Regions from separate parts of the Homo sapiens genome. Here all the other regions are linked to region 1. Evidence: chromatin loops called from intact Hi-C (ENCODE). Cell type or tissue: endothelial cell of umbilical vein. All regions are shown on one strand. Links, peaks and the distances in the headings refer to the core of each region. The heading gives the core; the rest is flanking DNA.

The links. Peaks named below come from ENCODE experiments on the same cell type or tissue, not always from the same donor. Only the 100,000 strongest peaks of a DNase experiment are listed, where the experiment ranks them.
Region 2: it touches region 1 in a loop (10-fold over the local background); 4 of 110 quality-filtered maps call a loop at or near these places.
Region 3: a loop joins it to region 1, with 8 times the contacts of the local background. A loop is called at or near these places in 2 of 110 quality-filtered maps.
Region 4: a loop joins it to region 1, with 2.9 times the contacts of the local background. A loop is called at or near these places in 5 of 110 quality-filtered maps.

Annotation. Positions count from the first base shown.
Region 1 is chr11:103,032,235-103,040,187 of GRCh38, forward strand. No RefSeq gene overlaps it. Among named protein-coding and RNA genes, the nearest start is that of DCUN1D5, 56 kb to the right of the region's middle. In endothelial cell of umbilical vein, for the core only: a CTCF peak has its summit at 3,924; a DNase peak (open chromatin) is centred at 3,967; H3K27ac peaks cover 447 bases.
Region 2 is chr11:102,730,499-102,738,451 of GRCh38, forward strand. No RefSeq gene overlaps it. Among named protein-coding and RNA genes, the nearest start is that of MMP8, 9.5 kb to the left of the region's middle. RefSeq lists silencers at 2,828-2,877, 2,998-3,047. In endothelial cell of umbilical vein, for the core only: a CTCF peak has its summit at 2,954 (motif pointing right); a DNase peak (open chromatin) is centred at 2,973.
Region 3 is chr11:102,826,659-102,834,611 of GRCh38, forward strand. It overlaps the pseudogene WTAPP1. Among named protein-coding and RNA genes, the nearest start is that of MMP3, 13 kb to the right of the region's middle. RefSeq lists a silencer at 6,231-6,436. In endothelial cell of umbilical vein, for the core only: CTCF peaks have their summits at 4,884 and 5,084; a DNase peak (open chromatin) is centred at 4,903; H3K27me3 peaks cover 687 bases.
Region 4 is chr11:102,936,931-102,944,883 of GRCh38, forward strand. MMP13 (matrix metallopeptidase 13) reads right to left here. Exons shown (of 10, transcript NM_002427.4): 10 at 6,065-7,436. The coding sequence ends at 7,336. Among named protein-coding and RNA genes, the nearest start is that of MMP13, 15 kb to the right of the region's middle. In endothelial cell of umbilical vein, for the core only: a CTCF peak has its summit at 4,247 (motif pointing left); a DNase peak (open chromatin) is centred at 4,241.

The DNA of each region.
Region 1 (7,953 bases), core at 1,761-6,760:
CATTTCTAGTTTTGGGTGATTGTGAGTAAAAAAAAATAAGTATTCATAAATATTCACGTACAAGTTTTTGTGTAGACATGTTTTTATTTCTTGTGGTTACATCCCTAGAAGCAGGGTAAACATATATTGAACTTTATAAGAAACTGCCAAACTTTTCCAAAGTGACTGTACCATTTTCTATTGCTACCAACCATGTATAAGAGTTCCAGTTGCAGCCGGGCGCGGTGGCTCACGCCTGTAATCCCAGCGCTTTGGGAGGCCGAGGCGGGCGGATCACGAGGTCAGGAGATCGAGACCATCTTGGCTAACACGGTGAAACCCCGTCTTTACTAAAAATACAAAAAATTAGCCAGGCGTGGTGGTAGGCGCCTGTAGTCCCTGCTACCTGGGAGGCTGAGGCAGGAGAATGGCGTGAACCCGGGAGGCGGAGCTTGCAGTGAGCCGAGATTGCGCCACTGCACTCCAGCCTGGGCGGCAGAGCGAGACTCCGTCTCAAAAGAAAAAAAAAAAAAATGAGAGTTCCAGTTGCTTCACGTCCTTGCTCATACTTGATATTCTCAGGCTTGTTTTCTCTTTCTTGTTTTTTGTTTCTTTTTCATTTTAGTCATTCTACTAAGTATGTGATGTTATCTCACTCTGTGTTAAGTTGCATTTCTGTGTTAACTAATGATGTTGAGCATTTTTCCTTGTGTTTATTTGCCATTCTTATTTCTTCTTTGGTACAATAGTTCTTTAAATCTTTTGCCTGTTTTAAAAATGAAGTTGGCCTGGTACAGTGGCTCACACCTGTAATCCCAACACTTTGGGAGGCTGAGGCAGAAGGATAGCTTGAGGCCAGACATTCAAGATCAGGCTAGGTAACATGGGGCAAACCTATCTCTAAAAAATTAATTAATTAAAATAAAATAAATAAAAATGAAGTTGTTTTGTTATTATTGAGTTGTGAGTGTCTTTACATATTCTAGGTAGCAGTTCTTTATCAGATATGTGTTTTGCAAATATTTTTCCCAGTCTGTGTCTCATCTTTTCATTCTCCTAATAGTATCTTTCCAAAAAACATGTCTTTACCAAGAGTATCTTTTCAAAGAGGAAATTTTTTATTAGGTCAAATTTATCAGTTGTTTCTTTTATGATTCTGACTTTCCTGTGTCTTATCTAAGAAATATTTGCCTATTTAAAGGAGAAAATTTTTCTCCTATGTTTTCTTTTAGAAGTTTTATGGTTTTAGGTTTCACATTTAGGCCTATAATCCCACCTCAGTTAATTTTTTTTTTTTTTTTTTTTTGAGACAGAGTCTCTGTCGCCCAGGCTGGAGTGCAGTGGTGCAATCTTGGCTCACTGCAAGCTCCGCCTCCCAGGTTCACGCCATTCTCCTGCCTCAGCCTCCGGAGTAGCTGGGACTACAGGCGACCGCCACCACACTCAGCTAATTTTTTTGTATTTTTTTAGTAGAGACGAGGTTTCACCATGTTAGCCAGGATGGTCTCGATCTCCTGACCTCGTGATCCACCCGCCTCGGCCTCCCAAAGTGCTGGGATTACAGGCATGAGCCACTGCCCCCCGCCCCTTCTCAGTTAATTTTTGCCTATGGTGCAAGAAATGGGTCAGAGTGTGTGTGTGGGTGTGTGTGTGGGGGTGTGTGTGTGTGTGTGTGTATATATATATACACACAATTGAATATTCATATAAATATATGAATATGCAATATTCATATAAATATATTTGTAATGTTATGTATGTAAATTTTTAATATTCATATACATATGTTTATATGAATATTCTGTTGTTCCATCACCACTTGTTAAAACAAACTACTTTTTCTCCATTTAATTGCCTTCTCATCTTTGTAAAAAATACATTGGGTATAGGATAGGTGTGTAGATCTATTGCTGGACTCTCTATTTCTCCTTTTTTGTCTGTGGGTCTGTCCTTTTACCAATACCGTATTACCTTGATTATTCTCACTTTATAATAAGACAACATCAGGTAGTGAGAATACTTCAATCTGATTCTTTTTCAAAATTGTTTGGCTATTCAACTATTTTTGCTTTTTTCATATAGACTTTACAATCAGTTTATAAATTTCTACAAAAATATCATGCCAAGATTTTTTTGTGGAACTGAATTGCATCTGTAACCCAATCTGGGGAGAAAATTTATCTTAACAAAATTGTCTTCCCATCCATGAACACAGAATATCTCTTCATTTACATAGGTTTTTTTTTTTAAGTCTCTCGTTAGTGTTCTATGGTTTTCAGCACACATTTCTTAGATTTGTAGACAGGCATTTTATGTTTGTTTGTGCTGTTATGATACTCGGCTGGGCATGGTGGTTCATGCCTGTAATCCCAGCACTTTGGGAGGCTGAGGTGGGCGGGTCATTTGAGGACAAGAGTTTGAGACCAGCCTCGGCAACATGGTGAAACCCAATCTCTACTAAAAATACAGAAATTAGCCAGGCGTGGTGATGAGTGTTTGTAGTCCCAGCTACTCTGGAGGCTGAGGCATGAGAATCACCTGAGCCCAGGAGGTGGAGGTTGCAGTGAACCCAGATTGCACCACCGCACTCCAGCCTGGGTGACAGAGTGAGACTCTGTTTCAAGAAATAACAATAAGAAAATAAAAATAAATTAATTAATTTAAAAAATATAAATGATAGTTAATTTTTTTCTGTATTTATAGTATTTTTGCATTTAGGTATTTGTTGCAATGTCTGTATTTTATGTTTTAAATTACCCTTTGTCTGTCCTACCTGTCACCAATATTTGGCCTAACTTGCCATTTACCTTTTCATGTTGTTTATAGCCATATAGTTAAGTCTTTTTATTCATGCTTCTCCTTTTGTGTGAATTTATTATATTTTAAATTAATTACCTTTACCTATATTATTTTAATCTTAATGAAAACTATAATAACTATGAAAAGGACAGTGTTATTCATCTTTTAAAGCTTATTACACTGATATCAAAAGATTAACTTTTTAACATTCACAAATTAGTAGGTTACATTAATTTTCCAAGGTTAGAGGCATTGTTGAGTCTGAGATACTTTGATTGTTTTACAAATACCTTTCACAGATCCTGCACTCAAGGAGGAAAAACTGATAAATGAACTTAACAAAGCTTCAGAGGTATCTGAGGGGAAGTACAGAACTTCACATCTGTGGAGTGATCAGGTCACTGACTGATCACAGTGGTAGTAGTAGTAGTAGTAGACACAGTGGTACATCACCCATTAATTTAGTTACTGGTTGAGGTAGAACTCACAGGGCTGCAATTAAAGACTCTCTTAACATTATTTTTTGGATTTTATGATTCACACATTTTTTTTCTATTAATTGAAGACTCAGAGATTACATCTTGTCCTTTGAAAAACATCAGATGAAGTAAGCCAATTTTCTAAGTGTAAATTCATACATTTCTTAACTGGAAAAAGAAAAAGCAGCACCCCAAATATAAAAGGTATTATAATTTTGGATAAACTATTAGAAAGGCTGGCATGTGGAGCAAAACATGACATACTATTAATGGTACCCTTGGACTGACAGACTTATGGTAAAGTTTATGAATTCATATGAAGAAATGCAGCTACTAATTACTTTCAGATGAAGATACCATTAAGCCATTGAATTAGTCAGCTTGAGCTGCCATAACAAAAGCCACAGACTTTGTGTCTTAAAACAACAAAAATTTATTTTTTCACAGTCTGCAGGCTGGAAGTCTGAGATCAGGACGTTAGTTGGGTCCAGTTCTGAGGAGGACTCTCTTTCCAACTTGCAGATGGCCACATTGTCGCCTTGTCCTCACATGGTGGAGAGAGAACACTGGGTCTCTTCCTCTTCTTATTATAAGGACACCAATTCTATGAGATAAGAGTTCCAACCTTAGGTGTCATCTTCAATACAGCCACATGGGGGAGTCATTCAACATATGAATTTTTCAAGGACACACTTCCGTTCTTAACAGCCTTTAAGAGAATGACACATATTTTCCACTACAGAAGATATTACTAGTTAGCAAAATTTTACAGGAAATAGCTGAGGATTGTGTTTATGGTTTAAGCAAACAAGATGATGACATTTCCTTAAGCTAAACATAAATGCTGATCAATGGCCTCATTTAACTCTACTACCAGAAAACCAGCCTAAGACAAACCTGCCCTCTCTTGTGACAAAACCCAAACTACGACTCAAGAATTAAATGCTGATGGTAAATACAATAGAGTTTGGAATGACAACAGAATGTTCTCCTAAGCCTCCTGAGAAACACAGAAGACATAAAATATCACAAGTCATCATTATTCAGAAAGATCCCTACAGAGATCTCTGTTGCAATAAATTCTCTAGAAGGAAAAGGGTCTGCATTTGGGGATAACTGACCTACTCATTTGTCAATGGAATTTAAGTAAAATGTAATTTTATTGGTTGGAGAGATTTTGTGCTGCTTAGGTAGAGAGAAAATATGTTTCTTTCTGTGTTTTTTTTTAATAAAATAAAATCTTGGAGCTCAAAATTTTATTCAACATACTTATACTTTTATTCAACTTTGGTACAAAAACAGGAAGAAGTAAGGTAGGAAAGCAACTGAATAAGAACAGGAGAACTAAAGATAAAGAGGAGCCTATTCTCAATAATGCATCTGAATAAACTGTTTAACTTAAAAAGATTGATTGAGCAGGGAAAGGAGCAAAATGGGAAGCAAAGAAGGAGAAGATGATGATGGAAGAGAGATACTTGCACAAATGTACATCCCATGGGGAGGAACACATGGTAATTAGGAGGTCATGAAGCAAACGTTTAGAGAAAGTAATTACATAAAAAGTATAGGAATAATCCAGGAAAGAAATAGGTGTTAAATAAAAGTAAGTATGGATGATTTCACTAAAAACAAGTCATATTAGTGTATCTGCTTTTCTTCTATAATGGTTATTAAATCAGTAGATCAAGGGAATGCTTCCAGAGATTTAGGACAAATATGACAAAATCTTAGTAAATATCCTTATGAAAATAAAAAAGAAAATGTAAGTTGGATGTTGGCTAAATTATATGAGCCATGTATCTAGTTAAATAATCATGTTCAAAGCATATTAATTAATAGACATATGTCAGTTCATTCATTCATTCTTCAATTATAAACTCTTATTAAGCAGCAAATATTTGTCAGGCACTATGTTAAGCCTTAGAGATACTAAGAAGATCAAACTGTGGTCTCACAATCTATTAGGAAGAAGCAGGGCTGTCACCAATAACTGTGATAGGCTGTTCATTAACTATGACAATAATAATCTAGCTTAAAGAAAAATCTTTAGTGAGAAGAAAAGATACTTCCAAAGCCTTAATCTTATTCACCATTTTTACCAATAATGTGGCTAATGCCAGCAAGAACTTGCTTACTATTTTGCAGATGTCATAGAACTTGTGGAAATAGTTAGACATTGGTAGATCAAAATAAGAAGTCAAGAAAATCTCAATGGATGGGAATAATGGGCTAAAACCAGTAAGATGAATTAAATATAAATTAATGTGGTGATTTACATTGAGGTTAAAAGAACACAACCACGTGAATACAGTACTTGGAAGACGTAGCTTGACAGCAGCTAATATGAAAAAGACCTGACTCTCAGTCAAACACAAACTCGATATAGCTTAGCAGTGATATATAATGTCTAAAACCTTGAGGTTTCATGATCAAAACAGCAGATCCAGGCCAAGGACAGTTACGACACAAGTGTATTCTATGCTGGTAAGGATGATTCTGCGTCGTGGTCCAGTTCTGTGGGACGCTTCAAGGCAGTATTTGACATATTAGAGAGGATCTAGCAGGAGGCAATGAGGGGGAGTTTTTGTATGAAAACTTCTACTTTATATTTTTAAAACTTATAAGAAAAGAGGGCACTTTAGCCTAAAGAAAGAAGTTGTAATGAGTCGTGTCATTGTGTTTTTTAACACTGAGTAGAATTACTCTACGAAGTCCCAGAAGGTAAAATAGGAATAACTGACTTTTCTATTGGGATTTATTCTTTGCAAAGAGCTGTCTTATTAATTATATCATTTGGTTCTTATAATTACCTTGAGAGTTAGGCAATGCATACACTACCATTACCACCATTTTATAGGTTGGAAAACTAAAATTCAGAAAAGTTGAGGCTTACCCAAAGTGGAAAAGTTGAGGGCCCAAATCCCAATTTTTTGAGCCCAAACCTATGCTTGTCCCACAATGCCATGCCGTCTTTCCACTTGGAAGCAGATTTTATCTCAGTATAAAAAATAAAAACATTTTTAATAATAAAGAGCACACAAAAATGAAACAGATTAATGAAACAAATAAAGATTTCCTTTTCCTGAAAAAAAGCAAACATGGGCTGAGGATTTTGTGTCAGGCACTTCATAGGTGACTGCTTCTTATGGAGGAGGTTGGATCAGGTGATCTCCAAATACATTAGAATAAATATTTACTGTGGGTTGCCTGTTCATTCTGATGGTAGTTTCTTTTGCTGTGCAGAAGCTCTTTAGTTTAATTATATCCCATTTGTCAATTTTGGCTTTTGTTGCCATTGCTTTTGGTGTTTTAGACATGAAGTCCTTGCCCATGCCTATGTCCTGAATGGTAATGCCTAGGTTTTCTTCTAGGGTTTTTATGGTTTTAGGTCTAACATTTAAGTCTTTAATCCATCTTGAATTGATTTTTGTATAAGGTGTAAGGAAGGGATCCAGTTTCAGCTTTCTACATATGGCTAGCCAGTTTTCCCAGCACCATTTATTAAATAGGGAATCCTTTCCCCATTGCTTGTTTTTCTCAGGTTTGTCAAAGATCAGATAGTTGTAGATATGCGGCGTTATTTCTGAGGGCTCTGTTCTGTTCCATTGATCTATATCTCTGTTTTGGTACCAGTACCATGCTGTTTTTGGTTACTGTAGCCTTGTAGTATAGTTTGAAGTCAGGTAGTGTGATGCCTCCAGCTTTGTTCTTTTGGCTTAGGATTGACTTGGCGATGCAGGCTCTTTTTTGGTTCCATATGAACTTTAAAGTAGTTTTTTCCAGTTCTGTGAAGAAAGGCATTGGTAGCTTGATGGGGATGGCATTAAATCTATAAATTACCTTGGGCAGTATGGCCATTTTCACGATATTGATTCTTCCTACCCATGAGCATGGAATGTTCTTCCATTTGTTTGTATCCTCTTTTATTTCCTTGAGCAGTGGTTTGTAGTTCTCCTTGAAGAGGTCCTTCACATCCCTTGTAAGTTGGATTCCTAGGTATTTTATTCTCTTTGAAGCAATTGTGAATGGGAGTTCACTCATGATTTGGCTCTCTGTTTGTCTGTTGTTGGTGTATAAGAATGCTTGTGATTTTTGTACATTGATTTTGTATTCTGAGACTTTGCTGAAGTTGCTTATCAGCTTAAGGAGATTTTGGGCTGAGACAATGGGGCTTTCTAGATATACAATCATGTCATCTGCAAACAGGGACAATTTGATTTCCTCTTTTCCTAATTGAATATGCTAGATGATGAGTTAGTGGGTGCAGCGCACCAGCATGGCACATGTATACGTATGTAACTAACCTGCACAATGTGCACATGTACCCTAAAACTTAAAGTATAATAAAAAAAAAAAGAAAACTCTAAAAAAAAAAAGAATAAATATTTACTGTGAGAAAAAGAGAGTGAAAAAGAAAGAGATTCAAGTTGATATTCAGGAGACATCCATGGAGTTCATTCATTCACTTTGCAAAGATTCACTGACCACTTACTATGTAGTACATAGTCCTAGAATAGTGATAAACATACCAGACTTGAAAATAGAAATCCTGGTATTGAGTACGGGTTCACTCAGTTATCATCTGTGTGCTTTTTTGAGTATAAATTTTGCCATATGTCAAGGTTTATAAAATCCATGTCAAGAATTACAAGGATTGGATGAAATAATATTTTAAAAGTAGTAAGCACATAGCAGG
Region 2 (7,953 bases), core at 908-5,907, 300 kb before region 1:
AAATATTCAATTTCTTAGTGTGTCCATGGGACTCTTTCTGTATCTCCACACCAGAACTATTCTCCTTACACATTCCCCCGCTATTTCCTTTCCCTCACTGGCTGCTTCCTGTTTGCCTACATGGTTTCTCTAGTAAAACAAAATAAAACCAAACAACAGACTTCTTTCTACCCTATTAATCACTTGAGTTACCATCCTGTTTCCTTTCCCTCACTGTCAAACTTCTTGGAAGCCCAGTCAGTGCCTCTACTCCTTCAAACCACACACCCGCTCCTCCTCACACCACACACCTACTACTCACACCACACACCTGCTCTTCCTCACACTACACACCCAATCCTCACACCACACACCTGCTCTTCCTCACACTACACACCCAATCCTCACACCACACACCTGCTCCTCTTCACACCACACACCCACTCCTCACACCACTCACTCCTCACACCACACACCCGCTCCTCCTCACACCACACATCCACTCCTCACACCACACAACCGCTCCTCACACCACAAACCCGCTCCTTCTCACACCACACACCGGCTCTTTCTCACACCACACACCTGCTTCTCCTCACACCACACACCCACTCCTCACACCACACACCTGCTCCTCCTCACACCACACACCCACTCCTCACACCACACACCCGCTCCTCACACCACGCACCCACTCCTCACACCGCACACCTGCTCCTCTTCACACCACGCACCCACTCCTCACACCACACACCTGCTCCTCCTCACACCACACACCCACTCCTCACACCACACACCTGCTCCTCCTCACACCACACACCCAATCCTCACACCACACACCTGCTCCTCCTCACATCACACACCTGCTCCTCACACCACACATCTGGCTCCCATCCCCCTTGGAGCCCAACCAGCTGTCACCCACATACGCCTGTTGGAGTCTGTGAGAATTCATCTCAATAAACTGTCTCACATCTATATAGTCCCCACTAGATTCTGTTCTCACTCCTCTTGATCAATGGTTCTCAACCTGAATTTATTTTTTAACCTAAAATATCAGAAAGACACCACATATGCCCTTTGGTGACATTGGCTTGTCAGGGGCAGTGGATTAGTTTTCCGCAGCTGCTGTAACATATAACCACACGTCCAATGGCTCAAAACAAGATAAATTCATTGCCTTACGATTCTGCAGGTCAGAAGTCTGGTATGGGTCTCACTGGGCTAAAATCAATATGTTAGCAGTGCTGTGTTCCTTCTGGGAGCTATAGAGGAGAATCAGTTTCTGTGTTGTTTCCAGCTTCTAGAGGCTATTGCATCCCTTGGCCTGTATTTCCACCTCTGCCATCTTCAAAACCAGCAATATCACTTCTCTCTAACCCTTATTCCATCTTCTTGTCTCTCCCTGATCACAGTTGGGGGAGGGTCTCCACTTGTGAGGACTCAGGTGATTTGATTGGACCCACTGAGATAATGCTAATCTCCCATTTCAAGGTCCTTAACCCAAATCACACCTGTGAAACCTCTTTTGCCATGTAAGCTAACATGTTCACGGGTCAGGATGTGGGCATTTTTGGGACCATTGATCTTTCTGTTACAGGCAATAATTCTCAATGAGAAGAGATGGAGGTAGTCAGTAAATGTGTAGACTGACTGCACAGGGAAGGGCACTTCAGGATCTGTGGTCTGCATGTGATTTGAAAAGCCCTTTAGGAGACCATGCCCTATAACTCCAGGATAACCTGCACCCACCCTGTTCTCCATTTTGACTTTCCATGCCAAGAATATGTGAGTATTTACTGAATACTCATTAGAAGTGAGGTACTGTCATAAAGGCTTTTGCAAAGTCACTTTTATGTAAATTTCTTAGGTATTACGTCTTTTAAAAGCAATACAGAAACTGAGGATCAGAAAGGTTAAGTGAATTACCTGAGATCACACACTGGCAGATGTGTAATGTGTGGCAGAATTTGGGAATCCAAGTTTGGTTTAATTCCAAGGCTCTTTCTGTTCAGTCTCCACAAAGTCTTCTACTGGAGTTGACCTTCTGCCTGAGTAGCTTCTTTAGTTTAAATGTCACATTAAGGTCATTATGGGAACTTTCTGACTCTTTCTTCCTCCAAATTCTACAGATGTGGTTGCCTCATACATCAGGACCAAACATCAGAGGAACCTGAAGTGACAAGCCCGAGGTACTCACAGACAGCCTGTTTCTCTTTAGCATGGGGAATGGAAATCCGAAGACCTGGGTTTGACTCCACTCTATCATTTGCTTGACCTTGCACAAGTTCCTTCATCTCTCTGTCTTAATTGCACATCCCTAATTGGCCACTTATTACTGTGGGACCCTAGACACAGTTCACTTCACATCCCTAAGTTTTAATTCCTTGCGTGTAAAATGGTGGTAACAATAGCCCTGACATCATAGGAATGTTGTGAAGATTAAATATGGATGTGTAGAAAATGTTTAACACAGAGTGCAAAATAACAGATAAAAATTACAGTTCTCTGGCAATTAAATATAAAAAAAAGCCTCACAGGATAGGAGCACTTTCTATATTGCTATATTGTTTTACGTTCTTATTTCAAAGCCGTGGGCTTTAAGGAGGTAATGCACGAAAAGCAATATAGAAAGTGTTGTTCAAACGATTTATTTTATTTTAAAAATCACTTATTTTTAAATAGTCTAGTAATACAAAAATACATGCTTATTAAAAAAAAAATTCCAAACTTTCAGAAGTACGGTAAGTAAATGTGAAGTTTTCTAACCCCCTTTCCCCCTACTTCAGTCCCCTCTTCTAGAGGTAACCAATGTTAACATTTTGAAATGTCTCCATCCAGATATTTTTCTATGGCTTAATGCTCCCAGAGTAAGCTGGTGTATAGCAGACGCAACCAGTGGCCTTCAATGAAGTCACGGATGGCTGAGACCTGTCACTCTTAGCCATGCTAGTGGTCATCATGCCCCCTGTAAAACCAGCAGAGGGCGCCAAAGTCCACTGGGGTATTCGGAGGGTGAACTGTTCGGTCAGATCAACAGTCTTCTTCGAAATAAGAATGTAAAACAAATAGATCCCATTTATCTCATTTAGTAAGGATGAGCCCAGGTTTTGAACTAGGTAGGTTAGTGGGAGAACTGGACATTAAAGACTTGGCCAAAGCTCATTAAAATGAATAGTTTGCTTTAGGTGAGAATGCAGAATGAGAAACTCCACAGTGGTCACAATGTTCCTAAGCACATTATTTTGTCCTCTGTTAACAGATCTTAATGCCAGGTTGTGGGTGGCAGTTTTAGCTTACTTGATAAGGGCTATCACATTCTAAGTGTCAGTTCACCAACAATGGCCATCCAGGCGGTGGCTAGCTTCCCGCTCTCACAAATAGTTCTGTATTGGCTGCCCTACAAGTCTCCTGGGGATCACAGTCAGAATGAATACTTACAAGTGGGACTACTGGGGTTAGAATACAGGTATTCTTATGATACAGCCAGATTTTGCTTCACAATGGTTGCACCAATTAACAGTTCTGCCCGCTGTAAATAAGGGTTCATATTCCCCATGTTTTTATCAGCACTTAATATAACCAGAACTTCTAATTTCTGCCATTTTTGGTAGGTATAAGTAGGTATCTTTTTTACATTGGTATTCCGTTGATTACTAGTAAGATTGGATATCTCTTTATATGCTGTCAGCTACCCAGATTTCCCCTTCTAATAATAGCCAACTTATTTCCATGCCTGCATTTCTACTGGATTTCTTACCTTTTTCATGTTGATTTAAAAGAATTTCTTCTCTGAACCACCTATTAATCTTTCCTTAGTTTCATATGTTGCAGACACTTTCTCTGTTTCTCATTTAATATAATTCTTTAATTTCAATGTAATCAAAACTATCAGCTTTGCCCGTTATGAGTTATGCTTTTTTGGTGTTATTTGAGATATTCTTCCCCACATTATGATGGTCAAAATATTCTCCTATGTATTTTGTTGAATTAGTTCTACCTTTCATATTGAAGTCTTTAACCAATTCAAAGTATACTTTTGTGCATGGTCTGCATCAGAAAGAATAAGCAAAATTACACTTTGGTAATAGGCCCTGCATCCTTTAGTCTTATAAGACAGCTCAGATTTATTTCTTGCTTGTGCTATGTGTCAATTATGGTTTGACAGAGGACCTCTGTGTATGGCAGTGACCCAGTTTCACAGACCTCCAGAGAAGCTGTGATCTTGAATTCTCTCTGTCATGTTGGTTGAAAAAAGATTTCTAAAGGGTTTTGCACAAGCAATGAAATGTTCCAGCCCAGAACCAAGCACAAGTCATAGTCCAGAACTAGTCATGTGGTCCCATCCCACTGCAAGGAGGCTAAGGAGTATAATTCTTCCATGTGCCCAGTAGCTGGAACTCCACAGTGAAGAGTATCTGTTACTTGCACTTGCTGGGATACAGAATTCATCTTTATTTTTTCCATGTAGTGCCTCCAAACAACTATTTGAGGATTCATTCTTTTTTTTCTTCTAATTTGTAGTACCACCCCTATCATACCAAAAGCATGTTTCTGGACTTGTATTTAGTTCCATTAGCTTATGTCTCTGCTCCTGCGTAAGTTTTGCACCACTGGGGTCACAGAGGTTTTGTAAAATGTCTTAATATTTGGTGGGACTCTCTCCTTCTTTGTTCTTTGTCAAAATTCTTAGCTCCTAGTGTGTATTTTTTTTTTTATAAATAAAAGCCTTGCAATCAATTTTCCTTTCCCAAATACTGCCATTGGAATTTAGTTAAAATTGCTTCCCATTTACAAATTAATTTTGGAAAAATTGTCATCTTTAGAGTATTAGGTCATTCCATACATGAAGATCATATTCTATTTTTCTTATATGTCTGTAATAGAGTCTTAAATTCTCATTTTTAAGGGGTTGTTCTGTTTTTGCTATGTTATTTCCTAAAGAGGTAATTGATTTTGCTGTGGCTATTAATATTTTGTTTTCTATGTTTGATCTACTTGTTTATTGTGCATATATAGACATGTAAATGATTTTGATGTGTTGATGTACTTGGAAACATTACAATTTTTCTCATCTTAAGAGTTTTGATTCTTTTGAGGTTTTCTATGTAAATTATCAAATTATCTACAAATAATTATAATTTGGACTCTTCCCTTTTGATCTTTATAACTGTTGATATTTTCCTCATTTTAATTTTTTTTTTTTTTTTTGTAGTAATGAGGTCTTACTGATGTTGCCCAGGCTGGTCTTGTAATCCTGGGCTCAAGCAATCCTCCTGCCTCAGTCTCCCAAAGGGCTGGGATTACAGGCATGATTCACTGTTCATGGCCTCATTTCAGTTTTTGACAGGATATCCAGGACTATATTAAACGAATATCAGTGATAGCAGGCATCCTTCTCTTATTCCCAGTATTAATAAGAAAGTACCTAAAGTTGCTCCCTATGTGCTATATGGTGATGGTGGAATATGTCCTCTGTTTTCTCTGAAAGAGTTTGTGTAAGATTGGAATGATCTATTCCTTGACATGGATCTTTTGGCAAAACAAACCAATAAAACCATCTAAGCTTAATGTTTTCTTTGTGGGAAGATATTTAAACCATTAAACATTATTTTATAGTTATAGAATAATTAAGACTTCCTTTTGCTGTTAATTTCTTTTTTCTTTATATATTTTTGAGATACTATTGACATATAGTGAAGTACACAAGTCTTAACTACACTGTTCGGTGAGTTTTGACAAATGTATAAGCCAATGTATCCCATACCTCATGAAGGAAGAGAACATTTCCATCATCTGAGTTCTCTGAGTTCTTTCTTGGTCAAACACAGTCCCTCCTCAGTGTCAATCACTGTTCTGATTTCATTTCCTATATATTACTTTTTATAATCTTAAAGTTCATATAATGGAATCAAAAGTATATATTAGCTTCTGTGCCTGGCTTCTTTTGCCTAGAATGATGTCTCTTAGGATAAGAGAGACATTTTAATGGTTTTCAGTTTAATCCATGTTGTTGTATATAGTACTAGTGGTAATATTCTATTGTATGAATATGCCACTATTTTCAGATTTGGACTATCAAGAATAAAGCTGTTATGAATTCTTGAGCAAGCTTTTTTGGGGTATTTATGTTTTCATTTATCTTGGGCAAATATGTAGAAGTCATAGGGTGAATAAATATTGAACTGTGAGCAATTTGATATTGTATGAGCCTTCCAGATGTTCTAGCTCCTCATCAATGTTTGGTGTTGTCAGTCTTATTAACATTAATGATTTTAGTGGATTTTTTTTAGTGGTGCCTTATAAGAATTTTATTTTCTCGATAACTAATAATGTTAAGTACTTTTTAAATGTGTTTATTGGCCATATATATGTCTTTGTGAAGAGTCTGATTAAAACTCCCATGCATTTTTAATTGCATGTGTCACTTTATTATTAATATGTTAGATTTCTTATATATTCTGAATAAAACTCCTGCAGGGTTCCCCAGTTCCCCTCACTTTTTTTTTCTGTGTCCTGACCAAAAATCAGAGTGCCTTGACCACCCTGTGTCCTTGCCAGCTGTAAGGTTTTCCCAGCAGTCTTGAAACCAAACCAGGAACTTGAAAATTCCCTGGTAGTGATAAAGATATCTAGGTTTACTAGAAAGAAACTGGCCCTGGCCCTGAACCAAATCTTTAAATCCTCATATAGACATATTACCCCCTAGATGAAGACATATCTATGTAGGACACCCCTCTACCGTGATTGTTCTTTGAGAGGATACACCAAAGAACTCTGTAAGTAAATACCCCTAATAAATGTGTTGTCCTTCTCACCCTGGCATTTAGTGCTTCCTTCTTTGGAATCTCAGCTGGCCCCATCTGGAGACAGTCTTGGGCACTTCCTTGCAGGAATTCCCTTGCTGCCACTTTTGGGGCGACTCCAGTCATGAGTTCAGCAGGATGAAACAAGTCCTTTGACAGATATGGTTATTACAAATGCATACTTCCCCTGAGATCTTATATTTCCATGGGACTATCAGTCTCCCTGAAATCTCAAGGCAGAGTGCTTATTGGCAAAGTCTAAACACAACCACTCTGATTTCTCATATTCATTGGTGGATTTTCTCCCCAGGAACCCATCAGAAACTTGGTCTTAGGCTCTGAGCATTTCTGGGGGCTGCTGCAATGTCTGTAATATTCTAGCCTCTGCACTAATGAAGACGAAGCCAAGAAATTTTTCAGGAGCTGGTCAAACTGACTATATACCTTTTTATTAACTTTCCATCTTTTCTGGAATCCAGCATCAATTCTGTGTTAATTTATTTAAAAACTTTTATTAAGTACTTACTTGGATTTTGCATTATATTAGTAAAATAAACAGACAAAACAATAATACATAGCAAATCCCCCACCCCTCTCCCTGCCACACATCCTGATGGAGCTTCCACTGTAGCAGGGGAAGACAGGCAATAAATAGTAAAATGACAGGCCCACAGCTAGTACCATACTGAATGGGGCAAAACTGAAAGCCTTTTCTCTTAGATCTGGAACATGACAAGGATACCCACTTTCACCACTGTTATTCAACATGGTACCAGAAGTCTTAGCTAGAGCAATCATACAAGAAAAAGATATAGAGTATCTAAGTTGCAAAGGAAGAAGTTGAATTATTCTTGTTTGCAGATGATTTAATCTTATATTTGGAAAAATCTAAAGACTCCACCAAAAAACTATTAGATCTGATAAATTCAGTAAAGTTGCAGGATGCAAAATCAACATACATAATTCAGTACCATTTCTGTGGGACGACAGTGAACAAACTGAAAAAGAAATGAAAAAGCAGTCCTATGTACAGTAGTCACAAAACTAAATCCTAGGAATTACTGAAAGATCTCTGTAATGAAAACCATAAAACACTGATGAAAGAAATTGAAGAGGACACCAAGAAATGGAAAAATATTCCATGTTCATTGATTGGAATAGTCAATAT
Region 3 (7,953 bases), core at 1,965-6,964, 210 kb before region 1:
TTAGAAATTTGTTCCCCTAGATACCCTAAATCATCTCTCCTAAGTTCAAAATTCCACACACCTGTAGGGCAAGGGCAAAATGCCACCAGTCTCTTTGCATAGCAAGAGTGACCTGGCCAGGTGCAGTGGCTCATGCCTGTAATCCCAGCACTTTGGGAGGCCAAGGCGGGCAGATCATGAGGTCAGATTGAGACCATCTTGGCTAACAAGGTGAAACCCTGTCTCTACTAAAAATACAAAAAATTAGCTAGGCACGGTGGCAGGTGCCTGTAGTCCCAGCTACTTGGGAGGCTGAGGCAGGAGAATGGCGTGAACCCAGGAGGTGGAGCTTGCAGTGAGCCGAGATTGCGCCACTGCAGTCCAGCCTGGGTGACAGAGCTAGACTCCTTCTCAGAAAAATAAATAAAAGAGTGGCCTCCAGTTCCCAACAGGATCCTCATCTCTATCTGAGACAACCTCAGCATCGACCTTTTTGTCCAAATCACTGCCAGCATTTTGGTCAAAGCCATTCAACAAGTCTCTAGGAAGTTCCAAATTTCCCACACCTTCCTGTCTTCTAAGCCCTCTGAGTCTCTAGGAAGTTTCAAACTTTTCCACATTTTCATATCTTCTGAGCCCTCCAAACTGTTCCAACCTAGCCTGTTACCCAGTTCCAAAGTCACTTCCACATTTTCGGGTATCTTTACAGTAGCACCCCACTCTACTGATACCAACTTACTGTATTAGTCTGTTCTCACACTGCTAATAAAGACATACCCAAGACTGGGTAATTTATAAAGGAAAGAAGTTTGATAGACTGACAGTTCCACATGACTGAGGAGGCCTCACAATCATGGCAGAAGGCAAAGGAGGAGCAAAGGCACATGTTACATGGTGGCAGGCAAGAGAGCGTGCATAAGGGAATTGCTCTTTATAAAACCATCAGATCTTGTGAGCCTTACTCACTCTCATGTGAACAACACAGGAAAAACTCACCCCCTTGATTCAGTTACCTCCCAACAGGTCCTTTCCATGATACATGTGGATTATGGGAGCAACAACTCAAGATAAGATTTGGGTGGGGATACAGCCACACCATATCATAGGTTAATTCATGTTAACTTAAAGAATAGAGAGGCAGCAAAGTGGATGTAACATAAGCTTGGTGTCAGACTAGATGCATTAGATATCTGGCTCTGCCATTTACTATCTGTATGACCTTGAGGATGTTGTGCAATCTCTCTATACATCCCTATATTTGTAAAAAAGTTTAATAATATCTTCTTCATAGGTGAGAATTAAATGAGATAGTATATACAAAGTATTTGTTTCCCTTCTGTGTTAAGATAGCAATAGTAATATACGTTAGCCTTTCAATTGGATTTGCTAATGTCTAAGGGGGCCTTTTTTGCATGCCTATTAATACTTAGAGTTTTACTTTTATTATAATAATACTCCATCTATTAAAGAGTTAAATCCTAAGTTTTCTTAATATTTTAAGTTCAGCTTTCTAATCTTGTTTATTAATCTAGTATATTTATATAAAAATAAGTACAATCATTTTCACTAGCTTTGATTAATATTTATTGATTTGTACAGTAAAAATAATAAATTAACCTTAATCATTTAATGCTATTTGAATTCATAAGTAATATTTTCATCAACACTTCAAATCATAATTACAATTTCAATGTAGGTAATTTTTTCAGATAATGCAAGTCTATTATGCAGACTTAAAACCCAACAAGCCAGATATTTCTAAACACTTAAGTAATGCTTAGTAATCTAATAAATCAATCAATTGACTCACTTAACTCAAATTCTCATACACTTTGCAAACAACTTAAAAACAGAAAATATTCAAAATAGCAGTGACTGCAAAACATAACACAGCATAATAACATTCCTTAAACAAAAGTCTCACTTGTATTCATTCTCTATTAAATATATATTATACATAACATACATTATATATGATCTACATTGTATAAATATGTAATACACATAAATGTTATATAGTATATATACATTATATACAATATACATTGTGTATAATAAACATGTACATTATGCATAATATACATTATGTACATTATGCATAATATACATTTATACAAGTATATATACATTTATACACGTATATATGTATATATACATTTTTATACACATATATATGTATATATACATTTTTATACACATATATATGTATATATACACGTTTTTATACACGTATATATGTATATATACACGTTTTTATACACGTATATATGTATATACACGTTTTTATACACGTATATATGTATATACACGTTTTTATACACGTATATATGTATATACACGTATATATGTATATACACGTTTTTATACACGTATATATACATGTATATATAATATACATACATAATATAATGTATATTATGCATAATGTAATAGAGTTTCATATATTATATTAGATTACATTGTAGAATATAATATATTATGTATAATATACATTACATACATTATGTATAATATACATTACATACATTATGTATAATATACATTATATATAATGTACATACATATATTCCTTCCAGAAGTAGCTAATTTGCTCCCAACCAAAGAAAAGATAATTACTATTTTAGGTCCGCTACAGCCACTAAAGTTTTACACACAGATTATTATCAGTGATTATAAACCAAGGCAAAGGGTGTTTGTGCTGCTTCCAGAATGATTCTACCCAAATCCCAGGTGGTTAGCAAGCTGGACTTTTTCTCATAATTAAACCCTGCCAACTTCTTCAATTTTACAGAAAATTGCTTTCACAAGTTATTCCTGCCAGATCTGAGTAGCTTCAATGCACTCTTCCCACAGTGCTCCTTCACAATAGGATCACGGCTAATCTCCATATTGCTTGATTTGTGATAATAGGCTTCTTAAATGCTTCTGTCATTATAACCCATCTGCTCACTAACTGGTGAGATTCTGTACTTTATCGTTTATGAACGTTCTTATTTGTGTCAAACCCATATTTCTGTTGGTTTATTGCTGAGTCCAAACCAGATTCCCAGCTTCTGCTTTCCTCCCCTGCCCCCCAGTCTAGTGTCCCTCCCCCAGTCTAGTGTCCCTCCCCCAGTCTAGTGTCACTGCATGATTTCCTGTAAATGCAAACGTACTCCAATAAGCCTGCCTGAAGCAAGAGGAATTGAGCCAGCTATCAAACATCATTCTGGGATTCAGCATCAGTCACCATTAGAGCTGGTCTTGTCCCGACATGGGCTACATGTCTGGTCCCTGGGGCTTAGCCTCTGGTCGGTGTCAAATTCAGGTGAAAGCCTTGTCAGCACAAAAATACATACCTGGAACAAACAAACATTTCTGGAACAAGATTGCTTGGGGAAATTTACAGACGAGTAGCTGGTGTGAGGTTCTCCATTGTTCATTACAATTTAGGACAGCACAAAGAAATTTAGCAGGGCTAGATATCAGACTCAAAAGAACCCCGGCCCTTGGGCTGTGGGGATTTTAAACTGCAGAATTGAGGAAGAACCAGCCCCAATGTGGTCATGCCATATGACACTGCAGAACCCCTAGTTCGGAATGGAGTCAAAACTGAAAAGATAAGGCAACCAGGCTGATTTATTGTCTGGGTCCCTAGACAAAATAAGAACATGATCTTTGAATCTAGAAGGATATGAAATTGGATCCTGGCTATGTACTTGCTATGTGATTATGGCAATGCTACTGAATTACTCTAAACTTATATTTCTGCATTATTGAAATCAACTACCAGCCTAACAGTTAAGACATGCATAAGAACTATGAATCAGGTCTGATAGCACAGAGAAAGTATTTTCCACTTCCTTCTCAGCACAACATTTCCTAAGAATTATTTGCATCTGTTATTTCGACTTTCTCACATTCCAGTTTCTCTTTGTAGTAGATGGACAGAGATTGGTGACTCAATGTCTTTCCTTCACCTCACTGTGTAACAAAAACATGACTGCAGTGAAATTGATTGATCCTCCCTGCCATGGTGATTGGTCTAGGATGACCATATGGTAAGGGATGGTCCAAACAGGAGGACACTCAGAACTGTCCTTTCGTGTTTGAAGGTGGTGATTTAAGAAGGTGCGTTGCCTGGACACTAAACAACATAGCTGTGTTGCTGCCGTGAGGAAAGCCAGCCTCAAGGTAAAACTGACACAAGGACAGAACCAAGATAACCGCAAAGTGATGGAGCCAGAACTCTGATCGCACCGAAACTAAAACCTGTCTTAGTGCTGTACTTTTATGTAATATGAACCAGAAAATTCCTTATTTTTAAATCAGTTGAGATTTTCTGCTACCTATAGCCAAAAACACCCTAACTTGCCAACTTTTCTACCAGCTTCAATCAGAATTCAGCTCCATCACTTCACCAACGCTGCTGTTGTAAAGAGCATCAGTGGCCCTCATGTTGGAGAATCCAACAAATAGTTTTCCTGCTCCTGTATCTCTGCTCAGCCTTTGAAGATTAGATTTTCCATCCAATATGCAAGTGTGCTTAAGGATATTCACTGTAGCGTTGGATATCACAGCAAAATATTAAAAAATAGGCTACTGATACACTGAATACTGAAAATAATCTACTGATGCACACAATTTTATTTCATTTATGTTTTATTATTTTTATCTTAAATATATTTTAATTTTAAATATTATATAAATATATTCAAATGTTATAAAATTATTTTCTTTTAATATTTACACTTATTTCAAACTAATTTTATTTTTTGTTACTTTAACATTTTATTTAGTTGGTTTTTGCATTTATTTAATGTATAAATGTATTTATTGAATCACCAATAGGGGACTGAATAAGCTGCGTATTTCTTCCTTTGAGCGCAGCTGGTGCAATAAACAGGAGCTCGCAGAGTCCCGTGGCCGCGGAGGGGCGCCAGACTCCGGGGAAGAGCCAGAGCGAGGTCCGACGAATCGGGCTCTGCTGGCGACCAGCCCCCTTCCTTTCCTCCCTGGTGGGGCTGGCGGTGGGTGACCACGGCCGCATCTGGGAGGCGACTCTTCGGATTCAAGATGACCAACAAAAAACCCTCTTCCCCAAAGGGTTAGACTGAGCGAAACTTCAAACGGATGGCAGGAGATGAATGAATTCTAAAATGGAAACAATATGAAACACATGCGCAAGCTTTGGAGGCAAGAACGCTGACCTCAACCTCAGTGAAAACTAAAGCAAAAGCAGCAAGAGTCTGCGCGGGGCAAACGTCCTTGCGATGCGACTAGCAGACAAGAGGCAGGAGATGCGAGGCGTCCTACCCGAATTTAGTACCTCCAGCAAATCTGTGGCCCAGCGTGGCCCGATCAACAATGGTAGACCGAGCCATCAACCTGTTTTCCTAAAAATGAAAGGTGATCTGGCCCTGACTGAAGACAAACGGGAACAAGCCCAAAATGAACAGAGTGCCTGGAAGTTTACGCCTGGTAGGTAAACTCTCCAGTCATATTCTCAGTCAAGGCTTCCCTGACAGTCCCACTACTAGAAAGTCACTGGGGGGACAGCCAAGGACTCGTTTCTACACCAACACTCAGACTTTTTGAGAGGAAAGGAAAAAAGCCGCATTTTTATACTCCCCAGCTCCTAATGGTTAATGTGAAACTTACCAATGAACCTTGCACTTCAGTTCTTTCCCTCCCCATCCGCTTTGCTTCAGAAGCCTGGTAGACTTGCACTATCCCAAAGAAGCGGCCACCTCTGAAGAATTCCTCTTTGGGAACATGTGGATACTTGAGAAATGTTTCTGTTTGAAGAAAATAGAGGGAGAAACAAGGTCCTAAGGCACACAATGTCTTTGGACAGTTCGGAGAAATGAAAACCTGGAGACTTTAAATCATGAATTGAACATAAATTCCAGTAAAATGGAAAATGGACTATGCATTGCTCTTACCCTTGAGCATAGTGACTTAGAAACTCTAAAGAGCAGGTCTTCAAATAACATGGATTAGTTATGACGTCGAAGAGAAAAAAAATCCATTTCCGGTCAGGGCCATGGTCTGTGTGGAGTTTTCAGGTTCTCCCTGTGTCTTTGTGGATTTTCTCTGGGTACTTGGTTTCCTCCCACATCCCACAGCTGTGCACATGAGGCTCACTGGCTTGTCTACATGGTCGCAGACTGGTGAGTGTGAGTGAGTATGAGTGCGCCCTGCGATGATGGAATGGAGTCCTATCCAGGGCTGGCCTGAGCTGCCAGGATGGGCTCCAGCCACTCAACACTCTGAACTGAAACAAGAAGGTAAATAATTATCTTACTTGTTTTTTATTAATTTTTCTTAAATGTATGCATAACTCGCATTTATTTCAATGTTTACTTTTCCTTTTCTTTTTTTTTTTTTTTTTTGAGGCAGAGTCTCACTTTGTCGCCCAGGCTGGAGTTCAGTGGCGCGATCTCGGCTCACAGCAGCCTCTGCCTCCCTGGTTCAAACGATTTTCCTGCCTCAGCCTCCTGAGTAGCTGGGATTATAGGCATATGCCACCACGTCTTGCTGATTTTTGTATTTTTAGTAGAGACAGGGTTTCACCATGTTGGCCAGGCTTGTCTTGAACTCCTGACCTCAAGTGATCTGCCCGTCTTGACCTCCCAAAGTGCTGAGATTCCAGGTGTCAGCCACTGTGCTGGGCCTACAGTGTTTACTATTTAGAAGTGTTTTGGTCTTTAGTTAGAAGTTCGGTGATGTTTTTGTGACTTAGAAATATGCCATAGAAATTTAACTCTTGTTTGTATCAATTAGCCTATGGTAAAAATGGTTTCCTTATGCATCCCTTTGCTTAAAATCAGAGTTTCCAAGAACTTATCCAGATGTTAAATGAGGACTTTTCAACATATTGGTTTTGCCAGTAAGACTGTGAACTTCATCATTGTTGTTGAACTGCTGGGTCAAAACTCAAATGAGGTGAATTTTGCCTTTAAAGGGATTATTTGCTAAGAACCAACCTTAAATAGTCACAGAAAATCAAATATTAGTTGTCAGTATAAGTCGTTCATATATTTAACCATTTAGTTTGAGGCTCTATATTACTTGATTCTTTTTTATTGATACATAATAATTGTACATATTTATGGGAATTATTGAGTCTTAAATGAATGTGGTTTTAATCAATGGTTTACCTTTGAATGGTTGTAAATATTGTAGATAATCTTATTGAGAACTGTGCAAACATGAAGGTGTGGTATCAAACTTCAGGTTTAAGCTGTTTGAAGCATTATAAACATTCATTTCACAACCAGATTGCTTAAGGATGTTGGCTGTGGTGAGACTCACTGGGTTATTTTTTTCAGGAGTGAGCTTTATTAAATCCGCATTCCATTCGGCAGGCATGTGCTGAAAGAGCATTATCATTGGTGTTAATGGACAAATGTGTTTTTTCATTGTATTTGGGCCTTTTGTATTGTGGTCTTGATATTAAATTAAGTGCACCTAAAGAAAAAAAAATTGAATAAAGCAATTCTACATGTACTAATGTGGAATAGCTGCCAAGATACATTAAGTGAAAAAAATCAAAGAGCAAGACAGTGTAATTTTGCATAGTACCATTTTTATTTTGAAAGATTATATTAATGCTTGGTATGCGTAAAATAGCTCTGGAAGGATTCAAGAAAGATCTGCTTGGTTACCTCTGAGAAAAGGAGTTAGATGTTGGAAACAGGGGTGGGAGGAAAATTGTTTATATTGCATAATGTCTTTTAACGTTTGGATTTTGTGTTGTGGCTAAGGTAGTACCTATTAGAAATAAATAAAATTAGGTAATTTTAAAAATAAAGAAATGCTGTAAATTTTGACCAAATGTTGCTATTCATTAGTTTTATCTTAAACTCTCCCCATATGATCTCTCCCATACTTCTGGCTTTAAGAATAATCTCAATGTTGAAACCTTCCATATACATATATGTTTTATATATATGTGTGTGTCTCTTTTGCATTTCAGATTCCTTTAGCTCT
Region 4 (7,953 bases), core at 1,505-6,504, 96 kb before region 1:
AATCATTAGAGAAATGCAAATCAAACCACAGTGAGATACCATCTCACATCAGTAAGAATGGCTATCAGCAAAATGTCAGAAAATAACAGATGCTGGCAAGGTTGTGGAGAAAAGGAAACACTTATACACTGTGGGTGGGAGTGCGAATTCATTCAACCATTGTGGAAAGCAGTTTGGCAATTCTCAGAGAATTAAAAACAGAACTACCGTTTGACCCCAAAATCTCATTACTGGGTATATACCCAAATGAATATAAATCATTCTACCACAAAGACAAAGGCACACATTATGTTCATTGCAGCACCAGTCACTATTGCAAAGACATGAAATCAACCTAAATGCCCAGCAGTGGTAGATTGGATAAAGAAAATGTGGTACGTATACACCGTGGAATACTATGCAGCCATAAAAAAGAACAAACTCATGTCCTTTGCAGGAATATGGTTGGAGTTGGAGGCCATTATCCTTAGCAAATGAACGAACACAGGAACCAAAAAACAAATACCATATGTTCTCCTTATAAGTGGGAGCTAAATGATGAGAACACACGGACACAAAAAGGGGAACAACAGACACTGGGGCCTACTTGAGGGAGGAGGGTGGGAGGAGGGAGAGGATCAGAAAAGGTAACTGTTGGGTACTAAGCTTAGTACCCAGGTGACTAAATAATCTGAACAAACCCCCGTGAGACAAGTTTACCTATACAACAAACCTGCACATGTACCCTTGAATCTAAGATAAGAGTTAAAAATAAAATAAAAATAAAAAGCCGAGACTCTGGCATAGAGGATAATGGAGAGATCCAGTTTTCTATGCTGTAGCAAAAGTGGGGACTCAGTCTTGGGGAAAACACAGAAACCCAGTTTTCAAAACTAGATACAAAGTCAAAGTTGTTCTGGCAAGGATTTTTCATTGAGCTGCAGACACCTGAGTTTCAACTCCCTCAATCTCTTTTGACTAAGGTCAGTCATGGTCAAGCAGCCTCAGCAGTGGGGAGAAGATGGTCAGCAAAGGCTGAGCATCCAAGATAATATAGAGACATCAGCTCAGCTTCCCTTGACTCTGGGACATGGATGCCATCAGGCTAGTGGTATCATTCCAGTAGAATTACATTTCATGCCCCCTGATAGACAATCTGTGCCCTGGCCTGTGGAAGAGAGTAGAGGAGTTAACAAGATAGAAGGAGAAAAGTGGATGATGTTTGTGGCCTAGTCTTCAGCATTATTGTATGCTCTTGAAAGGATCATTTCCTCTCTCTTGGCCCCAGATTTTTATTTGTAAACTGAAGGAATTGAAATCAGATGATCTAATACGTTTCTCTAAATTTTTGTATCTTATGTAAACACAGGACACACAATATTGCCATATTTCTCTAGTCCCCAAAGCTGCCCCATTGAAAGATTTCAGGAAATGTTTTAAAAGTAAATACCAAGTAGAAGCATATTTCATATACAGAGTGTACAGTGCATTTCTCATAAAATAGCTCTGAGCCCTTAATTCATATTCCAGTTAATCCCACATAATGCCTGGGTAATTTTTGTTGCCAAGTATCTGACTTCCATTACGATGACTGCAAAATATTGCCCATTATTTCACTTCCTTGAGATTCTGCTTCCTTAACCTGTATCTTATCTTGCTGTTATTCAAACCATAAAACAATTTAGATGTTTCCTATGAAATTAGGAATGCAAGTATTTAGGAGATATCTTATTTATTAAGGGATAAAGCCTTATAAATGGGTTCAGAAAAGGATGTGGCTGGAGGCACAGTTGATGCTGTGTCCCAGCCCTCTGCTCAGCTCACAATACTCAGAACTAGAGTTGGCCAAAAACTGAGCCAGCACTAGTGTACACATTGTACCCCATGTGCTCAGAAACACAACTCAGACTTCTTTTTCCTTGCGTTGTTTTGGAAGCAAATCCACAAGGCCCTGAGCACTCACTGAGCCGAGGCACGAGCTGGCCAAAGGATACAACCCAGAAAGGCAGATGCTCTTAACTCCAGAATACAACACTCCTTTTTAGATAGAATTGGAAGGGCCTCATGAATGGTTTTGCTTGTGACCTGTACAGGCTTTTAGTGCCCAGTCTAATAAAGGAAAGAGAAGATTGTCCAGAAAAGGAAGGCTATTGGTATATGTAACCATTTTAAAACAAGTAAACAAAAAATAAATAAACCTTTTTAGTTGCTAATTTTACATATTTTTGGCGCAAGAGATGGGACACAGATAAGCACAAAAGATGGAACACAGATAAGGATGCTTGTGCAATGTCCTTTAATCCTGCATAAATTATGAAAAAAGAGTGTCACTATCTTCACTTATAAAAAACTGTAAGGCATAACAGGTGGATTTGGATAGTAAGTCCAGTTTCATTGCAATCAAAATTTAAGAGACAGAATTCTCTCAATATCGTGTACGTACAATTGTTCCTTGCCCAGTTGATGTGTGATGACGTTATTGAATGAGTAATTCTAGAGTGGGTTACAATGAATTTTGCATATACTTGTATGTGTTTCTCCATGTGTGTACAACTCAGATAGCATTTATGCAATAGAATTTTACCTATTCGGGCTCATGTATGAAAGAGAAATTTTCCTTCTCACAGAACCTAATTTTAGGGTATAGTTTTGTTACAGGAAAGGGGTCCCGATCCAGACCCCAAGAGAGGGTCCTTGGATCTCACGCAAGAAAGAATTCAGGGTGAGTCTGCAGTGCAAAGTAAAAGCAAGTTTATTAAGAAAGTAAAGGAATAAAAGAATGGCTACTCCATAGAGCAGTCCCAAGGGCTTCTGGTTGCCCATTTATATGGTTATTTCTTGCTGATATGCTAAACAAGGGGTGGATTATTCATGCCTCCCCTTTTTAGACCACATAGGGTAACTTCCTGATGTTGCCATGGCATTTGTAAACTGTCACGGCGCTGGTGGGAGTGTAGCAGTGAGGATGACCAGAGGTCACTCTCATCGCCATTTTGGTTTTGGTGGGTTTTAGCCAGCTCCTTTACTGCAATCTGTTTTATCAGCAAGGTCTTTATGACCTGTATTTTGTGCCGACCTCCTATCTCATCCTGTGACGTAGAAGACCTTAACGGTCTGGGAATGCAGCCCAGTAGATTTCAGCGTTGTTTTACCCAGCTCCTATTTAAGATGGAGTTGCTCTGGTTCACACACCTCTGGCAGTTTTGGCAATTCAGGTCAATTAAGACATCATGATAAACTCTTACAAAAATGGCCATGCTGTTGCTATAAACTCAGCACATTTTTTATTTTCCAGAGATCATTATTAGCTGCAGTTCAATCTGAGTGTCTTGTAAGCAGTGAGGTAGAACAAAATCAAGGAGTCTTAAATCAGCATTTCGCATACTTCAATATACCAGGCAGATAAAAGTCCAAAAAATTAGAAAAACTAAACCATGTGAGAAAGAAACTTCGGAAACTGTAAAGCCTTTCTTCCTCTAAACTCGCCATTGTCCTCAGGTAATAAGCAATTGTTCACTTTTTTGGTTGGTAATCTCAACCTCCCGGATTCAAGCGATTCTCCTGCCTCAGCCTCCCAAGTAGCTGGGATTACAGGTGCCCGCCACCACGCCTGGCTAATTTTTGTATTTTTAGTAGAGACGGGGTTTCACCATGTTGGTCAGGCTGGTCTCCAACTCCTGACCTCAGGTGATCCACCTGTCTCAGCCTCCAGAAGTGCTGGGATTACACGCGTGAGCCACCGTGCCCGGCCCACTTTTTTATTTAGAAAACAAAATTTATCATGCCTGGTAGTTTGGGTTTTCCTCCCTCTTGGTGCCAGAACAGTGCTGGTTTGTTTTCTCTTTGGAGTGCTGATTCTATTGGTTGTGTAGATTGTGCATTTTGTAGTTCACGTTGGAGTCTGTCACCCAGGGGCCTGAGATGACTCACAAGCCCTAGCTCTAAGGGGTGCATGCTTCAGGTCTTGGTGGCTTCATCAAGCCACCAAGTCAGGATGACACAGAATTCCGACTCACCTCTGAGAGATCAGTGAGGGGAACTCATATACAAAAACTAAGAAACCTGGAGCAAGCTGTTCTTGAATTCCATAGCTATTAAATCTTACTTGAAAGTCAGTAATGTAAAGTCAGGAGTTAAACAATCAGCGATGTGGCTAAGTTCCTCAACCTTATGTTAAAGAACAAAGCACTGGTTTTGTGACTTAATTGAATTCTCTGACCAGTTCAACCTTTTTAAAAAGGGTGTTGCTGGTGCCACCTAGTGGAAGTATTGTAAATCTCACAGCGTCGTGATGAATCCGTAAATCAAGGTATTTTCTGTGACCAGGGCTTAATCCACTCCTGTTGGCTCCGAGAAAACTGTGCGTGCAGAGAGCTGCACTTTTTTTTCTAAACGGGAAGTGAGTTAAACTTGGTAGCTTTTATGGTGGCTATCTTTCTGTTATATATGTTTTCGTGTTTTTATTCTGACATGAGGATATGGAAATCCAGGACAATATTTTTGCTTTAATACAAAAGTTCTCCCAGGATAATTCCAAGAGCAAAATTTGTTACACCAATATAAGATCTTGTCAGTTTCTCCTATTCCAAATACAAGTATGCTATTGGTTCACTTTGAGGAGTTTTTCAAACCTTTTACCCTTATTATCTGATGAAGAGGCCATTACTAGCTACAATTCAATTTTAAGGCAGTGCATTTGCCTAGTACATTAGCTCTAGGTAAATGCACTCTCACTTTAATTTGTGAATATAATATTACTTCTCATAAAACATTCATTTGGTCTTCTCAACCCCATTCGTGAATATCTATACAAACTGGCTATCTGTATTTTACCTGTAACCTATTTCATAGAAGATTCTATTAGGACCATCTGCTCAGTTCATAATCAGCTCTCTTTAATGCTACCCCTATCACCAGTGGTAAACTCCAAATAGACATTTGCTATAATTTGAATTCGATGCTTTGGTTACTGTGGAAGGACACTCATCAAGGTAACACCAATTGGATTTGGAATTTTGAATTGAGACTGGAGTAAAGGTGGAAGTCAGGAAACAATCTTGACTATATATATTTTCTATATACCTTTATGTATATCTTTATATCTATATATCTTTATGTATATCTGTCTGTCTGTCTGTCTATCCATGAGAGAGAAGTATCATGAAAGAAAATGGTTAAACATAGGGAAAATGTTTCTGAAATCAAGTGAAACATCTTTTCTATTTTTGTTTGTTTATTTTTTGAGACGGGGTCTCACTCTATCACCCAGGATGGAGTGCAGTGGTGTAAGCATAGCTAACTGCAGCCTCAACCTCCTGGGCTCAGGTGATCCTCTTGCCTCAGCCTACTGAGTAGCTGGGACCTGGCTTCTTCTCCTTCTCCTTCTTCTTCGACTAGGTCTTGCTCTGTCACCCAGGCTGGAGTGCAGTGGTGTGATCACATTTCACTGCAGCCTTGACCTCTCCCTGCCTCGTGTAGTCCTCCCACCTTAGCCTCCCTAGTAGCTGAGACTACAGGCACATACCACCACCCCCAGCTAATTTGTTTTTTTTTTGTTTTGTTTTGTTTTGTTTTTGTAGAGACTGTGTTTCACCATGGTGCCCAGGCTGATCTTGAAATCCTGGGCCCAAACAATTGGTCTCCCAAAGTGCTGGGAGTGCAAACATGAGCCACTGAACCTGGCCTAAACATCTTTTCTTAAAAAGAAAAAAAAAGAAGGGTCCAGTGCAGTGGCCCACACCTGTAATCCCAGGACTTTGGGAAGCTGAGGCAGGCAGATCACCTGAGATCAGGAATTCAAGACTACCTGGCCAATATGGTGAAACCCCATCTCTATTAAAAATACAAAAACTAGCCGGGCATGGTGGCGCTCACCTGTAATCCCAGCTACTTGGGAGGCTGAGGCAGGAGAATTGCCTGAACTCGGGAAGTGGAGGTTGCAGTGAGCTGGAATCACACCACTGCATTCAAGCCTGGGCAACTGAGAGAGACTCTGTCTCCAAAAATAAAAATATTGGCAATGAACCCTCTTTGGGTGAGGAAAGATTGAAATTATACCTAAAGACAATGTACCATATAGCAATTGTCTGTTGAAAATATATTTTTATTATAAACAACATAAACACTTCCTAATACACTTTGCAAATATGCATTTCATTTTCTTTGCCTGAGTTTTTATCAACAGTGTCTCTGAGCACAATAGTTCTTCCCTTGATGGCCGATCATATATTCAATAAGTGCCAAGCACCCTCCCCAAGTATCAATAGGCACTGTGGGAAGTGCTGGGGGATTTTTTTAAATGCAGAGAAAAAAAGGCATCCTTCCATATCTCAAGGGATCACAATCTAGTAGACTGCTTTAAAAAAAAATTTGGATGTCTCTTTTTTAATATACATACTTCCACTTTATAAGATATATTTTATTTCATGCTATACAAGTCTTTAGAAAATAGCCTATATATCCAAGACAAACTGGACAATTAAATAATTAGCTAGGTAAAATAGGGTTAAAATGCAACTTTTAGTCTTAAATAATCAAATAATTTATGAAAAAGGGATGCCATGGCCTTAGACTATTTTGATAACAATTTTAACTTTGTAATGTGTGACTTCTGAAGAACCTGAAATATTTTAATAAAAAGACATCATCCTTCTTTATCCTTTATAATATGCAAAGGAATATTTGTCTTATATGAGAGCAGACTTTGAGTCATTGCCAAAAGTGAAAATTAAACAGAATTCAAAGGCCACATCTACTATTCTTACCACTGCTCTTTTGTCTCCTGTCTTTAATGACTTTGATATTTCGTTAGTGTCTGTGTGAAGAAGGGCACATACATCTGAATATCCTCAGTGCAAAATGAAAATTATTTATTTGGAAGTTACAGTCTATTATTACAGACATTTTCCTTTGGTTTATTTCTTTTATGTATGGCTCTCCCAAATTTCCATTTTCATACTATTTTATACTTTTTAGTAAGAATGATTTATTCATTATATGCATGTATTTACTTTATGCCCTTGTAAAATTTCCTTATAAATATATTTTTAAATTATGCTCTCATTGACAGACCATGTGTCCCATTTGTGGTGTGGGAAGTATCATCAACCATTGCTTTTGTACAGCAACAAGAATCAGATGCTCTTTAGAGATCCTCCATTTCATTACTCTAACATTCTTCAATGTGGTTCCAGCCACGCATAGTCATATAGATACTACATATTCAAAGATAACTTACTGAAGCTTGTTCACAGAACCAAGCTTTCTCCTGATAGCTCTTCTTCCCCTACCCCGCACTTCTGGAAGTATTACCCCAAATGCTCTTCAGGATTTAAATAACAATTTTTAAAAAGACACTTAACACCACAAAATGGAATTTGCTGGCATGACGCGAACAATACGGTTACTCCAGATGCTGTATTCAAACTGTATGGGTCCGTTGAAAAAATAGATATAACCTATAAGAAAAAGCATAAAGACAATTTCAGAGTTTGAAAATAATAAGGTTTTAATCCAGTTAATATTAATGGTTCAATCTCTTAGATCCCATTTGTAGGAATTTCAAACTTTTTCTTTTTAAACTCTATTAGTTCTTTAATAGTTGTTCCTTTTTAAATTTTTTATTTTTTTATTTTTATTTTTTAGTTGTTCTTTTAAGGTGTGAATCCTCCTACACAGTTTTGCTACTTGGATTATCGATTTTTGTGTGCGTATATGAGACAGAGTCTCACTCTGTCATCCAGGCTAGAGTGCAGTGGCAGTGATCTTGGCTCACTGCAACCTCTGACTCCTAAGTTCAAGTGATTCTCCTGCCTCAGCCTCCTGACTAGCTGGGATTACAGGTGCATGCCACCACTCCCAGCTTTTTTTTTTTTTTTTTTTTTGGATTTTTAGTAGAGATGGGGTTTCGCCATGTTGGTCAGGCTGGTCTTGAACTCCTGACCTCAAGTGATCCGCCCACCTCAGCTTCCCAAA